Regions from separate parts of the Homo sapiens genome. Here region 2 is linked to region 1. A link is a contact called in ENCODE Hi-C or POLR2A ChIA-PET data. All regions are on one chromosome and are shown on one strand. Each heading gives the region's core, a stretch centred on a gene start or an enhancer-like site at or near the end of the contact. The rest is flanking DNA. Distances are from core to core; before and after follow the strand shown. Region 1 holds the start of ZNF713 (zinc finger protein 713). Region 2 has its middle 88 kb from the start of SEPTIN14.

Region 1 (6,311 bases), core at 1,602-4,101:
GGCTAATTTTTGTATTTTTACTAGAGATGGGGTTTCACCATGTTGGCCAAGTTGGTCTTGAACTCCTGACCTCAGGTGATCCACCTGCCTCGGCCTTCCAAAGTGCTGGGATTACAGGCATGAGCCACTGCGCCGGGCCTGTAATTAAAGTTAAATGAGGTCATAAAGGTGGGGTCTTAATCCAATAGCAGTAGTGTCCTCATAAGAAGAAGAGGCACAGGAATGCATGCACCCAGTGCAAAGGCCAGCAGAAGAGGACACAGAGAGATGCCAGTCCCTTCTGCAAGCCAGGAAGAGAGGTTCACTGGAAACCAACAGGGCAGGCACTTTGATTTTGAACTTCCCACCTCTAGAACTGTGAGATACCACATTTCTGTTGTTTGCACTCAGTCTGCAGTATTGTACAGCAGACTGAGCAGGCTATGACAGTCACCAAAGATGCATACTCTAAGGTAAAATTAAAAGCATGGTCTTCACAGCTGACATTTCCAATCAGTTGAAAATGACACCAACGTGTTACAAGAACTATAACTCATAAGATTTATATAGTCCTCTTTTCTAATGAAATTCACATACAAATCTGCACTCAAATTAAACTGCTTTTTTGGGGGTAAAAAAAAAGTGCATGGGTGTAAGACAAAGCCAGATGCAATATCAAGATCATAAAGGGCTTTGAGGGCATCACTAAGGAACTAGAACATTTTCCTGATGGCGGCAGGGAGCCGCAAGTTTTCAGCAACAGAGTGACTTTCCACCAACATTCATCACCGAATAACTATCTATTTAGAACGTACTAATTGCTACAACCTACTAAGTGTTCCAACCTGCCTTTTAAAAAATTATTTTTTTTTAAACTTTTCTGTATCTTTTAAATGCCTCACAATTTAAGTTAAAAGAAATAGATCAGGCCGGGCGCAGTGGCTCACGCCTGTAATCCCAGCACTTGGGAGGCCGAGGTGGGCGGATCACCTGAGGTCAGGAGTTTGAGATCAGCCTGACCAATATGATGAAACTCCGTCTCTACTAAAAATACAAAAATGAGCCAGGTGTGGTGGCATGTGCCTGTAATCCCAGCTAATCGGGAAGCTGAGACAGGAGAATCATTTGAACCCAGGAGGCAGAGGTTGCGGTGAGCGGAGATCACACCATTGCACTCCAGCCTGGGCAACAGGAGCGAAACTCCATCTCAAAAAAAAAAAAAAATCATTATATGAAAGGACACAATTAAGGGGGATTTGCTTAAAACATTTATTTTATTTTTTGAGACAAGGTCTGATTCTGTCGCCCAGGCTGGAGTGCAGTGACTGGCTCACTGCAACCTTCATCTCCTGGGCCAAAGCCATCTTCCCACCTCAGCCTCCTGAGTGGCTGGGGACTACAGGCACACACCACCAAGTCCGGTTAATTTTTCTAGTTTTTTTTGTAGCAACAGGGTCTTGCCATGTTTCCCAGGCTGGTCTCGAACTCATGAGCTCAAGTGATCCTCCTGCCTCTGCCTCCCAAAGTGCTGCGATTACAGGACCGCAACCGGCCTAAACATTTTAAATGAAAAAAATCTATGTATGTATGTACGTATATGTATTCAGTGCAGAAACTGTCAGGGCAGTGACAGAATCTAGAAACAGCTGGCCGAACGCCGTGGCTCATGCCTGTAATCCCAGCACTTTGAGAGGCCAAGGCGGGAGGATCACTTGCGCTCAGAGACCAGCCTGGGAAACATGGTGAGACCTGGTCGCTAACAACAACAACAACAACAAAAAGCCGCACGTGGTGGTGCACACCTGTGGTCCCAGCTACTGAGGAGGCTGAGGAAGGAGGAGCTCTTGAGCCCAGGCGTTTGAGGCTGCAGTGTGCCATGATGGTGCCACTGCACTGCAGCCTGGGTGATAAAGTGAGATCCTGTCTCAAAACAAAAACATAAATAAACAGAAACACATCTGAGCATACACACGCCTGCAAAATGTAATAAAAGTGTCACTGCAATTCCGTGGAAAAGTGACTCAACGGATAACAGCAAGGCAATGAGAGAAAAAGGTAATCTCTACCTAACCCCTTACCACAAATATCATACTCAATGAAATACAGATAAAAAGGAGAAAAAGAAAATATTTTAAAAATTCTTTAAACGTATTATAAGAAAATAAAGCCGAACGTTTGCATAATCCTGAGATGAGGAAAAACTTTCCCCCAAAATGACACCTATGGACGCTTGCCCAAAAATAAACTGCAAGTTTTTCTTCAGCCTCAGAGTCATTCCCAGATAGTAGAAGACAATGTGTTTATAATATTGGAACGGGTAAGACCTTCCTATAAAAGACCAAAAATCTGAAAGGGACACGGGGCGGGTGACAGGAATGGGGACAGCGGGGACAGCGGCCGCCCCTCCCGCCACCTGCCGCCTCCCGCCGCCGCCGCCGCCCGCCGCCGCCGCCGCCGCCGCCGCCCGCCGCCCGCCGCCGCCGCCGCCCGCCGCCCGCCGCCCGCCGCCCGCCGCCCGCCGCCCCCCGCCTCCGCCCCCCGCCTCCGCCCCCCGCCTCCGCCCCCCGCCTCCGCCCCCCGCCTCCGCCCCCCGCCTCCGCCCCCCGCCTCCGCCTCCCGCCTCCGCCTCCTCCCGGCGCGCACTCACCTCCGCAGACAAAGGGCGCTTCGGCAGGCTCCGCCCCCTGACGCCGCCGCCGCCGCCGCCGCCGCCGCCGCCGCCGCCGCGGTGGACCCGGGAGGGAGAAGGTGCCGAGGGCCCCGCAGCCTGAGCCAATGACGCCCGGTGACTGGGCTCCTGGGGCCGGTCCAGCCACCGGCGCGCCAGACCTGCTCTGAGGACAGCCTCCCCGCAATGGCGGCGCAAGACGCTGGCCTCAGATCCCCAATACGCATGCGCTGGCGGCGCTCCGAGCCTGCTTCCTTCATCGCAATCCTCATCGCCGGGGCTCCTGACTCCCACCAGCTTTCCCGGGTCTGTTTTTCATCGGGACTATGCGGACCCCGGGGACCGCGGCCTCGAGCCTTCCCAGAATTTTCCGGTCCTAGAGGAACGAGGGGGACGGGCCGAGGACCCGTCCCTTCGTCCCTGCCAATTAGAAGCGTTGGACTGTCCATCTCCATGGTGACGACACAAGCCTTCCTTTCAGTCCTGGAATCACCCCTCCTTCCCATCAATTTCATATTGATGAAACTCAAAATATAATGATGATGATGTTATTGGCCGGGCGCGGTGGCTCACGCGTGTAATCCCAGCACTTTGGGAGCTTGAGGCTGGTGGATCACCTGAGGTCAGGAGTTCGAGACCAGCCTGGCCAATATGGTGAAACCCCCGTCTCTAATAAACGTACAAATATTAGCTGGGCGTGGTGACGGGCGCCTGTAATCCCAGCTATTCCGGAGGCTGAGGCAGGAGAATCGCTTAAATTCGGGACGGGGAGGTTGCAGTGAGCAGAGATCACATCATTGCACTCCAGCCTGGGCAGCAGAGTAAGACTCCATCTCAAAAAAAAATACAATAATGATATCATTATATCATTATATAGTATATGCTACTGATGCGAAGAATGGAATTTTATTTTATTTATTTATTTATTTATTTTTTGAGACGGAGTCTTGCTCTGTGGCCCAGGCTGGAGTGCAGTGGTGAGATCTCCGCTTACTGCAAGCTCCGCCTCCCGGGTTCATGCCATTCTCCTGCCTCAGCCTCCCAAGTAGCTGGGACTACAGGCGGCCACCACCACGCCCAGCTAATTTTTTTTTTATTTTTATTTTTAGTAGAGATGGGGTTTCACCGTGTTAGCCAGGATGGTCTTGATCTCCTGACCTCGTGATCCCCCTGCCTCGGCCTCCCAAAGTGCTGGGTTTACAGGCTTCAGCCATCGCGCCTGGCCAAAGAATGGAATTTTTTTAGGCGTAACATTTTGCTTAATTGGAGTTCGGAGTTAGTTAGTTTTTTTTGTTTTATTTTGTTTTGTTTTTCAGACAGGGCCTTGTTCTGTCACCCAGGCTGGAGGGCAATGGTGCCATCATGGCTCAGTGCAGCTTCAAACTCCTGGGCTCAAGCATCCTCCCGCCTCAGCCTCCCCAGTAGCCAGGATTACAGCAGCCCTGAGCCACTGCGCCCTGCTAATTTTTAAAACTTTTTTGTAGAGATGGGGATCTCACTATGTTGTCCAGGCTGGTCTTGAACTCCTGGGCTCAAGGGATTCTTACTCCTCAGGCCCCCCAAGGTGCTGGGATTACAGGCATCAGCACTGTGCTAGGCCCCAGAGTTAGTGTTCTTCAGCATCAAAATTGTGTACATCTGTTTCTACCGGTTATAATGAGATTTTACATATTTCATCTTTGAAAATGTTTTTAAGATAGATACGTACTGCCAAACACTGATACCGTCCATGAACATATGATTTAACTTGAGCATATTCATTGCTTGGAAGAATAGAGTTCTGTTATATTCTCTTGAAATTTGCATTTTAGCATGTCATTATATGGCAGATTAATCACTTCCAATTGAAGGTTAGGTGAGAACTCCTCAACTGCACAGTTACAGGGATATTGAAATATAGAAATGTGCTTTGCATTTGCATAGAGGTCCAAAAATGCTACCAGAACTACCAGAACTATAGATTGAGCTTGGAAAATATAGCCACTGCAAATTTCTGCAAACCAACTAAGATAAGGTTATATAAGGTTGATGTAAAAGCAACTGTAGTTTTTGGCATTAAAAGTAATGGCAAAAACCACAATTACTTTTGTACCAACCTAATACTAAATTAGGGTTTTCTTAACTTCTTTAAAAATATTCTTGCCTGACCAGGTGTGGTGACCCACACCTGTAATCCTAGCACTTTGGGAGGCTAAGGTGGGCAAATTGCTTGAGCTCAGGAGTTCAAGACCAGCCTGGCCAACATGGTGAAACCTCATCTCTACTAAAAATACAAAAATTACCTTGGCATGGTGGTGGGTGCCTGTAATCCCAGCTACTCAGGAGGCTGCTGAGGCACAAGAGTTGCTTGAACCCAGGAGGCAGATGTCGCAGTGAGCCGAGATTGCGCTACTGCACTCTAGCCTGGGCAACAAGAGAAAACTCCATCTTCAAAAAAGTCACACACACACACACACACACACACATGCACACACACACATACCCAAATTGACATGATACTTTTTAATGAAAGACAAAATGAATTATATTTTAACTTCCATGGGATTTTGCTCACTCAAGTAACTTGAAGTTCATTGCTCTTATTCCTTGCCAAAGATCCACCAGGATAAGTGAGATGGAGGGGGAGACTCATTGTGGGATACGTTGGAAGGCGGTTCTTGGCTCCCCTTGTACCTCATCTTAGGACTCATGTGGTGTGTGACCAGAAACTGTTCAGTCTCCCAGAAAAAAATGACAGTTTTTTTTTGAGACAGGCTCTCCCTCTGTCGCCCAGGCTGAAGTGCAGTGGTGTCATCATAGCTCACTGCCGCCTTGACTTCCTTGGCTCAAACAATCCTCCCTCCTCATTTTCCTGAGTAGCTGGAGGCATGCACCACACCTGGTTAATTTTTAAATTTTTTGTAGAGATGGAGCCTTGCTATGTTGCCCAGGCTGGTCTCAAACTCCTAGCCTCAAATGATCCTCCTGCCTTGGGCTCTTAAAGTGCTGGGATTATAGGAGTAAGCCACCGTGCCCGGCCCCTTAGCTTCTCTTTCGATGAGCTGCTGCTCATTGCTAGGGAGGAGGGTGGAGAAGGAGGGCATCACTATCTATTGTGAGGAAAAGTTTTAGTTCTGGCAACCATGAATATCTTACTCAGCAAAACAGACTACCATCTGGAAATTTAGTTCCTAGACTGACTTTGTGAATACAGCCCAATCCAGTTGCCTGAGCTTAGTGGGACATGACTCAGGCCAGAATTTGGGTTTTGGAGGTGAGACAGGCTAAAGTGGCCTGAAGAGCCCTGCCTGGGCCAGAACCTGGGTTGGAGGACACAGGATGCAAAGACAACCTTTGTGGGTTTGGAGAGGCCAAGGCTGAGGAAGTGCCCAGAGCCCACTCTGTATGCGTGTGTGTGAGTGTGTTGGGGCATCTGCCCTCAGCAGGGTGGGTGTGTTTGTGTGTGTCAGTAGTGGTCTGTGTGTGACAAACATCTGCTCTCCGTGTGTGTATCTGTCTGTATTTGGGGGATGGTTAGTGTGATCGTGTAGTGTATTGAGGCAACCCATGCCCACAGTGATGTGTGATTTGTCTGTTTTCGTGTGCACGTCGGGTGGTGTGAGTCGCTGTGTGGTATCTGTCCTCTGTGGTAAGTGTGTGCATGTGCACATGCATGTGTTTGTGT
Region 2 (6,379 bases), core at 1,994-4,493, 110 kb after region 1:
GAGCTGAGATCGCGCCATTGCACTCTGGCCTGGGCAACAAGAGCGAAACTCCATCTCAAAAAGTTAAAAAAAAAAAAGTACCTGTACTCATATGTGTATCACAGCACTATTCATGGTAGCAAAGATATGGAATCAACCTAAGTGTCCATCAGCAGATGACTGGGTAAAGAAAATGTGGTACATGTACACCATGGAACATGACTCAGCCACAAATAGAATGAAATCATATCTTTTGCAGCACTGTGGATAGAACTGGAGGCCATTATCCTCAGTGAAATAATTCAGAAACAAAGTCAAATACTGAATGTTCTCATGCATAGGAGTTAAACAATAGGTAGACATGGGGAACAACAGATATTGGAGACTCCAAAAGATGGGAGGATGGGAAGAGGGTGAGGGGTGAAAATTTTCCTATTGAGTACAATGTTCACTATTTGAATCATGGCTACACTCAAAGCCAAGACCTCAGCATTCCACAACATATGCACGTAGAAATCCTGTACCTGTACCCCCTAAATAGATCAAACATTTTTTCAGTTTTATTTATTAAAAAGTTAAACTGGCCGGGTGCGGTGGCAGGTGCCTGTAATCCCAGCTACTCGGGAGGCTGAGTCAGGAGAATCACTTGAATCCCGGGAGTGGAGGTTGCAGTGAGCCAAGATTGCGCCACTGCACTGCTGCACTGCACTCCAGCCTGGGTGACAGAGTGAGACTCCCTCTCAAAAAAAAAAAAAAAAAAAATTCAACTTTTTACAGGTGGCTAACACCTGAAATCCCAGCACTTTAGGAGGCCAACGTGGGTGGATCAACTGAGGTCGGGAGTTCGAGACCAGCCTGATAATATGGCAAAACCTTGTGTCTACTAAAAATACAAAAATTAGCCAGCCTGTTGTGACACATGCCCGTTGTGGCTCATGCCCGCAATTCCAGCACTTTGGGAGGCTGAGGTGGGTGGATCACCTGAGGTCAGGAGCTTGAAACCAGCCTGGCCAGCATGGTGAAACCCGTCTCCACTAAAAATACAAAAATTAGCTGGGCGTGGTCGTGGGCGCCTGTAGTCCCAGCTACTTAGGAGGCTGAGGCAGGAGAATCGCTTGAGCCTGGGAGATGGAGGTTGTAGTATGCTGAGATTGCACCACTGCACCCCAGCCTGGGCAACAGAGTGAGACCCTGTCTCAAAAAAACAAACAAAATATAAAGCAAGCAGTCACGCGTTCCAGGAGGTCTTGCAGTGACTGAATGCACTGCAGCATATCTGCGTAGTCTGTGTGGGGTGTGAGGGTCAGCGGGGCCAGCTGAACAGGCTGCATGGAACTGTCCCATGGGAAGGTGGCCACAGGGAGCAGTTGTGTAAAGCAGACTTCTGGATCCACCACACTGAGGAACTGGGGGGTCGGGGAGTAGAAGTGGAAACAGTGTCAAGAGTGAGTGAGCTGGCCACGCACTGTGGCTCACACCTGTAATCTCAGCACTTTGGGAGGACGAGGCAGGAGGATCACCTGAGGTCAGGAGTTCGAGACCAGCCTGGGCAACATAGTGAAACCCAGTCTCTACAAAAAATACAAAAATTAGCCAGGCGTGGCAGCGGGCACCTGTAATCCCAGCACTTTGGGAGGCTGAGGCTTGAGGATCACAAGGTCAGGAGTTTGAGACCAGCCTGACTAACATGGTGAAACCCCATCTCTACTAAAAATACAAAAAAAAAAAAAAAAAAAGAAATAGCTGGGCGTGGTGGCGTGCGCCTGTAATCCTAGCTACTCAGGAGGCTGAGGCAGGAGAATCACTTGAACCCGGGAAGTGGCGGTTGCAGTGAGCCAAGATCGTGCCACTGCACTCCAGCCTGGGTGACAGAGCCAGACTCCATCTCAATAAATAAATAAATAAATAAATAAATAAATAAATAAAATAATAATAGCCCTTCCCCAAAACTCAACCACCTTCATAAAGCTAGTGAGAGACCACCAGGCTAGGAGGATGAGAGAAGCCTAAATTCCGCCAAGGTGTACACATAAACACCGTTTCTAGTTATTATTCTAGAGGGCAGGCACAAGATTTGTAAATCCCCGTTACTCCTGCAGGTTACATCACGACTGTAGAACCTAAGATTGGCCTTTTGAGATGTCTTTTCAGGTTTTTGCATTTCTTTTTTCTTTTCTTTTTTTGTTTTGTTTTGAGGCAGTTTCACTCTGTCACCCAGGCTGGAGTGCAGTGGCACAATCTCTGCTCACTGCAACCTCTGCCTCCTGGATTCAAGCAATTCTCCTGCCTCAGCCACCCGAGTAGCTGGGATGACAGGCGTGCCCCACCACATTTTGTATTTTTAGTAGAGATGGGGTTTCATCATGTTGGCCAGGTGGGTCTCCAACTCCTGACTTCAAGTGATCTGCCCATCTTGGCCTCCCAAATGCTGGGATTACAGGCGTGAGCCACCGTGCCTGGCTCAGGTTTTTGTGTTTCTGACCATCAGTGGCTCCACCCGGACCTAACTAACCCCGCCCCCGCCCCCACCCGACCCCACCCCATGGCCAATTCTGTGGCTCCACCCAGAAGCGAATCCCCTGGCCTGCCAAAGTATCCTTGAAGAAGTCTAGCCTCCGAATTTTTGGGGAGATTGATGTAAGAATAAAGCTCCGGCCTCCTGTTTGGCCGGTTCTGCACGAATTAAGCTCTCTATTGCAATTCCCATCTTGAGAAATGGGCTCTATCTGTGCCGCGGGCAAGAACTAGTGGGGCAGTAGCAGCTGTGACGGTCAGACAGTGAAAACCAGTGGGGGATCGGTCCTCCCACCCGCCCACCAATGGCCTGCTCCTGCCATGCACACCGGGCAGCATAGAGGCTGATGCCGTTTGCAGCACTTTTCAAGGTCCTGGCATGCCTGGTCCTGCCCAGAGCTTGGCACTACTGAAAAGTGCAAACACCACAAAACGGTTTCTAGGAGAGCGACCAGGAGGCATTCACAGTTGGGAACAACGGCCTCATTGTTTGGAATCTCATTTAAATGGTGCCAAACCTATTTCATGTCTCTCCTTCAGAAACTGATTTGGAAGGAAATTTGATTAATTTGATTTGCTTATGTGGCTGAATAATTATTTATTTAATTATATAGCCAAATTTGGTTAAGTAAGTTTTTCAACTAATTCTCAATATTAAAAACCTTATGGCTTTTTCTACTGAATTATCCAACAGTATCCACTTCCTAACCCCGTGGCTTTCCCCTCCCCCATACCTCCAGGGAGGGTATAGAATCTCACACGTTCAAAGCGTGTTCTGAAATTTCCCTTGCTTGGCTCTGCTCAAAACAAACACAAACCTGGCTTTCAAGTATTTCCACGTCATTTATAAAAAAGAAATGTGTTTATATAGGCTGTTAGGAGTTATTAATATTTAATTCATTTAGGGGAAAATGCTGGCCTTTGTGATTAAACTTGTTTTTATTTCTTTTACTTTATGTGATTTTCAAATATCCTTTTTTCTTTTTAAGAGACAGGGTCTCACTCTGTCACCCAGGCTGGATTACAATGGTGGAGTCACAGCTCACTGCAGCCTTGAACTCCTGAGTTCAAGGGATCCTCCCATCTCAGCCCACCAAGTAGCTGGGACTACAGGTGGGTGCCACCACATCCAGCTAATGTTTTTATTTTTTGTAGAGACAGGGTCTTGCTGTGTTGCCCAGGCTGGTCTCAAACTCCAGGCCTCAAGTTGATCCTCTTACCTTGTCCTCCCAGAGTGCTGAGATTACAGGCGTGAGCCCGAATATCCATTTTTCAATCAGTACTTTTGTTTAAGACTCTATTGTTATATTGGAGGCGAAAAAAAAAAACCAATCTCTGTAACATTTCATATATGACAAATCCCAAGAGGTAAAAAAAGGACTTTCCAGGTCCCAGGGCTTTAGGAAGTGGGAGTGGGCTCATGGGGTGAGGACATTGTGCCCAGCACTAAGCAAAGTCTTAAGCCTGTTTCTTGCCTGGGGGATGTTTATGCTTCAACACAGTACCTGAAATATTGGATATTCCAATATCCAAGAGGCAGAACTGCAAATTCCACAAATCTGTTCTGACACATGGATAAACTTTTATTGACATACCAAAGGGAAAAAAACCAATATTCACTGAAGGCTGCCGAATCTATATTCCTAAGAGTAAAGGTGTTTAATTGACTCTCCACTCTTAAAACACTTTGTATGAAATATAGCTAGGAATATACATAAAGAATTCAGATTACAAAACTCTCCAGGAAATCGATAGTGATCATATAATACTGGAACTACAGTTAAAAACAAACAAACCAATCTTTGAGGATTCCTAACTGTAGTTTACTTGACAGTGCAGATCATCTGTACCAACTTTCTATAGCAAGTTGTAATAGGCAATTGTAAGCAAACAGTATCAATCTGTGTAACTTGTAAAAATTCATCTGAAGTTGTTTGGAGCTGTATGACAATGGATGTTATTCTTCCGGTTCTCCCAGCAGCTCTACAAAATCAGTGATATACCATTTGGCGTTATCCTTGACTTGTTGCCTGATCACATTTCCTCCAAATCCAATGAAAGCATCCTAAGAAGTAAGAAAAGAGAGATAAATGATTTTTATTTTTATTTATTTTTTTGGAGGCTCTGTTGCCCAGGCTGGAGCGCAGTGGTGTGATCTCTGCTCTCTGCAACCTCCGCCTCCCGGGTTCAAGTGGTTCTCCTGCCTCAGCCTCCCAAGTAGCTGGGATTACAGGCACCTGCCACCACGCCTGGCTAATTTTTGTGTTTTTAGTAGAGATGGGGTTTCACTATATTGGGCCAGGCTGGTCTTGAACTCCTGACCTCTGGTGATTTGCCCACTTCGGCCTCCCAAGGTGCTGGGATTATAGGTATGAGCCACAGCACCCGGAGGAGAAATGATTTTTAGAAAATCAGAAAACAAAGGTTGCAGGAGCAATAGAGAGCAGTAAGTGTTTCAAACTTTTTTTTTTTTTTTTTTTGAGACGGAGTCTCACTCTGTTGCCCAGGCTGCAGTGCAATGGCGTGATCTCTGCCCACTGCAACCTCCGCCTCCTGGGTTCAAATGATTCTCCTGCCTCAGCCTCCCGAGTAGCTGGGATTACAGGTGCCTGCCACCACACCTGGCTAATTTTTGTATTTTTATTTTTTTTATTTTTATTTTTATTTTTTTTATTTTTTTGAGACGGAGTCTCGCTCTGTCGCCCAGGCCGGACTGCGGACTGCAGTGGCGCAATCTCGGCTCACTGCAAGCTCCGCTTCCCGGGTTCACGCCATTCTCCTGCCTCAGCCTCCCCAGTAGCTGGGACTACAGGCGCCCGCCACCGCGCCCGGCTAATTTTTTGTATTTTTAGTAGAGATGGGGTTTCACCTTGTTAGCCAGGATGGTCTCGATCTCCTGACCTCATGATCCACCCGCCTCGGCCTCCCAAAGTGCTGGGATTACAGGCGTGAGCCACCGCGCCCGGCCAATTTTTGTATTTTTAGTAGAGATGGGGTTTCACCATGTTGGCCAGGCTGGTCTCAAACTCCTGACCTCAGGTGATTCGCCCACCTCGGGCTCCCAAAGTGCTGGGATTACAGGTGTGAGCCACCGCACCCAGCCAGGTGTTTCAAACATAAACTATTCCTGCAAAGAGAGGTAAGCCTGGCCTCCCCCAGGGTGCCTTTGCTGAGTACACAGCACCTTCCTCCTTACATCCTCCCGTCTTCGCCTCCTGGCTTCCTCCTATCCCTCACTGCACTCTCCTGCATCAGTACATGCACCACTGCTGGGGACCCATTCAGCTGGACAATGTCAGGGCTTCTGGAGAGTAAGATGTGGTCCCTGCCCTCTTATAACCAAGACAAATGCCTACAAAAATAAAAATCACATCAGTAGGTAAATGTTTGAGTTCTAAACTAGATGGCAGGAGCTGAGCATGGTGGCTCACACCTGTATTCCCAGTACTTTGGGAGGCTGAGGCGGGAGGATCATCTGAGGTCAAGAGATCGAGACCAGCCTGGCCAACATGGTGAAACCCTGTCTCTACTAAAAATACAAAAAATAGCTGGGCGTGGTGGCAGGTGCCTGTAATCCCAGCTACTCAGGAGGCTGAGGCAGCAGAACTGCTTGTACCGGGAGGCGGAGGTTGCAGTGAACAGTGATTATGCCACTGCACTCCAGCCTGGGTGAGAGAGTGAGACTCTGTCTCAAAAAATAAAATAAATAAGAAATAAACTATATGGCAGGCCAGGCATGTTGGCTCATGCCTGTAATCCCAGTACTTTGGGAGGCCGAGGTGGGCAAATCACCTGAGCGCAGGAGTTCAAGACTAGCCTGGGCAACATGGTGAAACCCTGTATCTACTAAAAATACAAAAATTAGGCTGGGCATGGTGGCTGATGC

The links. Hi-C counts contacts between places; a loop is a spot of excess contacts on that map. ChIA-PET counts read pairs that join two places held with the same protein, here RNA polymerase II (POLR2A). Pooled maps may share reads with other maps.
Region 2: a loop to region 1 is called in a map of posterior cingulate gyrus, with 3 times the contacts of the local background. The contact joins the enhancer-like site here to the promoter of ZNF713 in region 1. A Hi-C loop is called at or near these places in 5 of 168 maps with a recorded cell type or tissue (CD4-positive, alpha-beta T cell, MCF 10A, dorsolateral prefrontal cortex and 2 more) and 4 of 50 pooled maps. POLR2A ChIA-PET finds 5 or more read pairs at or near these places in 2 of 52 experiments (HCT116 and MCF 10A).

Annotation. Positions count from the first base shown.
Region 1 is chr7:55,883,996-55,890,306 of GRCh38, reverse strand. It overlaps ZNF713 (zinc finger protein 713), which reads right to left and starts at 2,851. Exons shown (of 7, transcript NM_182633.3): 1 at 2,627-2,851. RefSeq lists a silencer at 2,651-2,700 and an enhancer at 2,821-3,160.
Region 2 is chr7:55,771,360-55,777,738 of GRCh38, reverse strand. It overlaps the pseudogene PSPHP1. Among named protein-coding and RNA genes, the nearest start is that of SEPTIN14, 88 kb to the left of the region's middle. RefSeq lists an enhancer at 2,282-2,781. Within about 2 kb of position 3,243, at least 4 of the 41 ENCODE cell types and tissues checked have a DNase peak (open chromatin) inside an H3K27ac peak, as active enhancers do.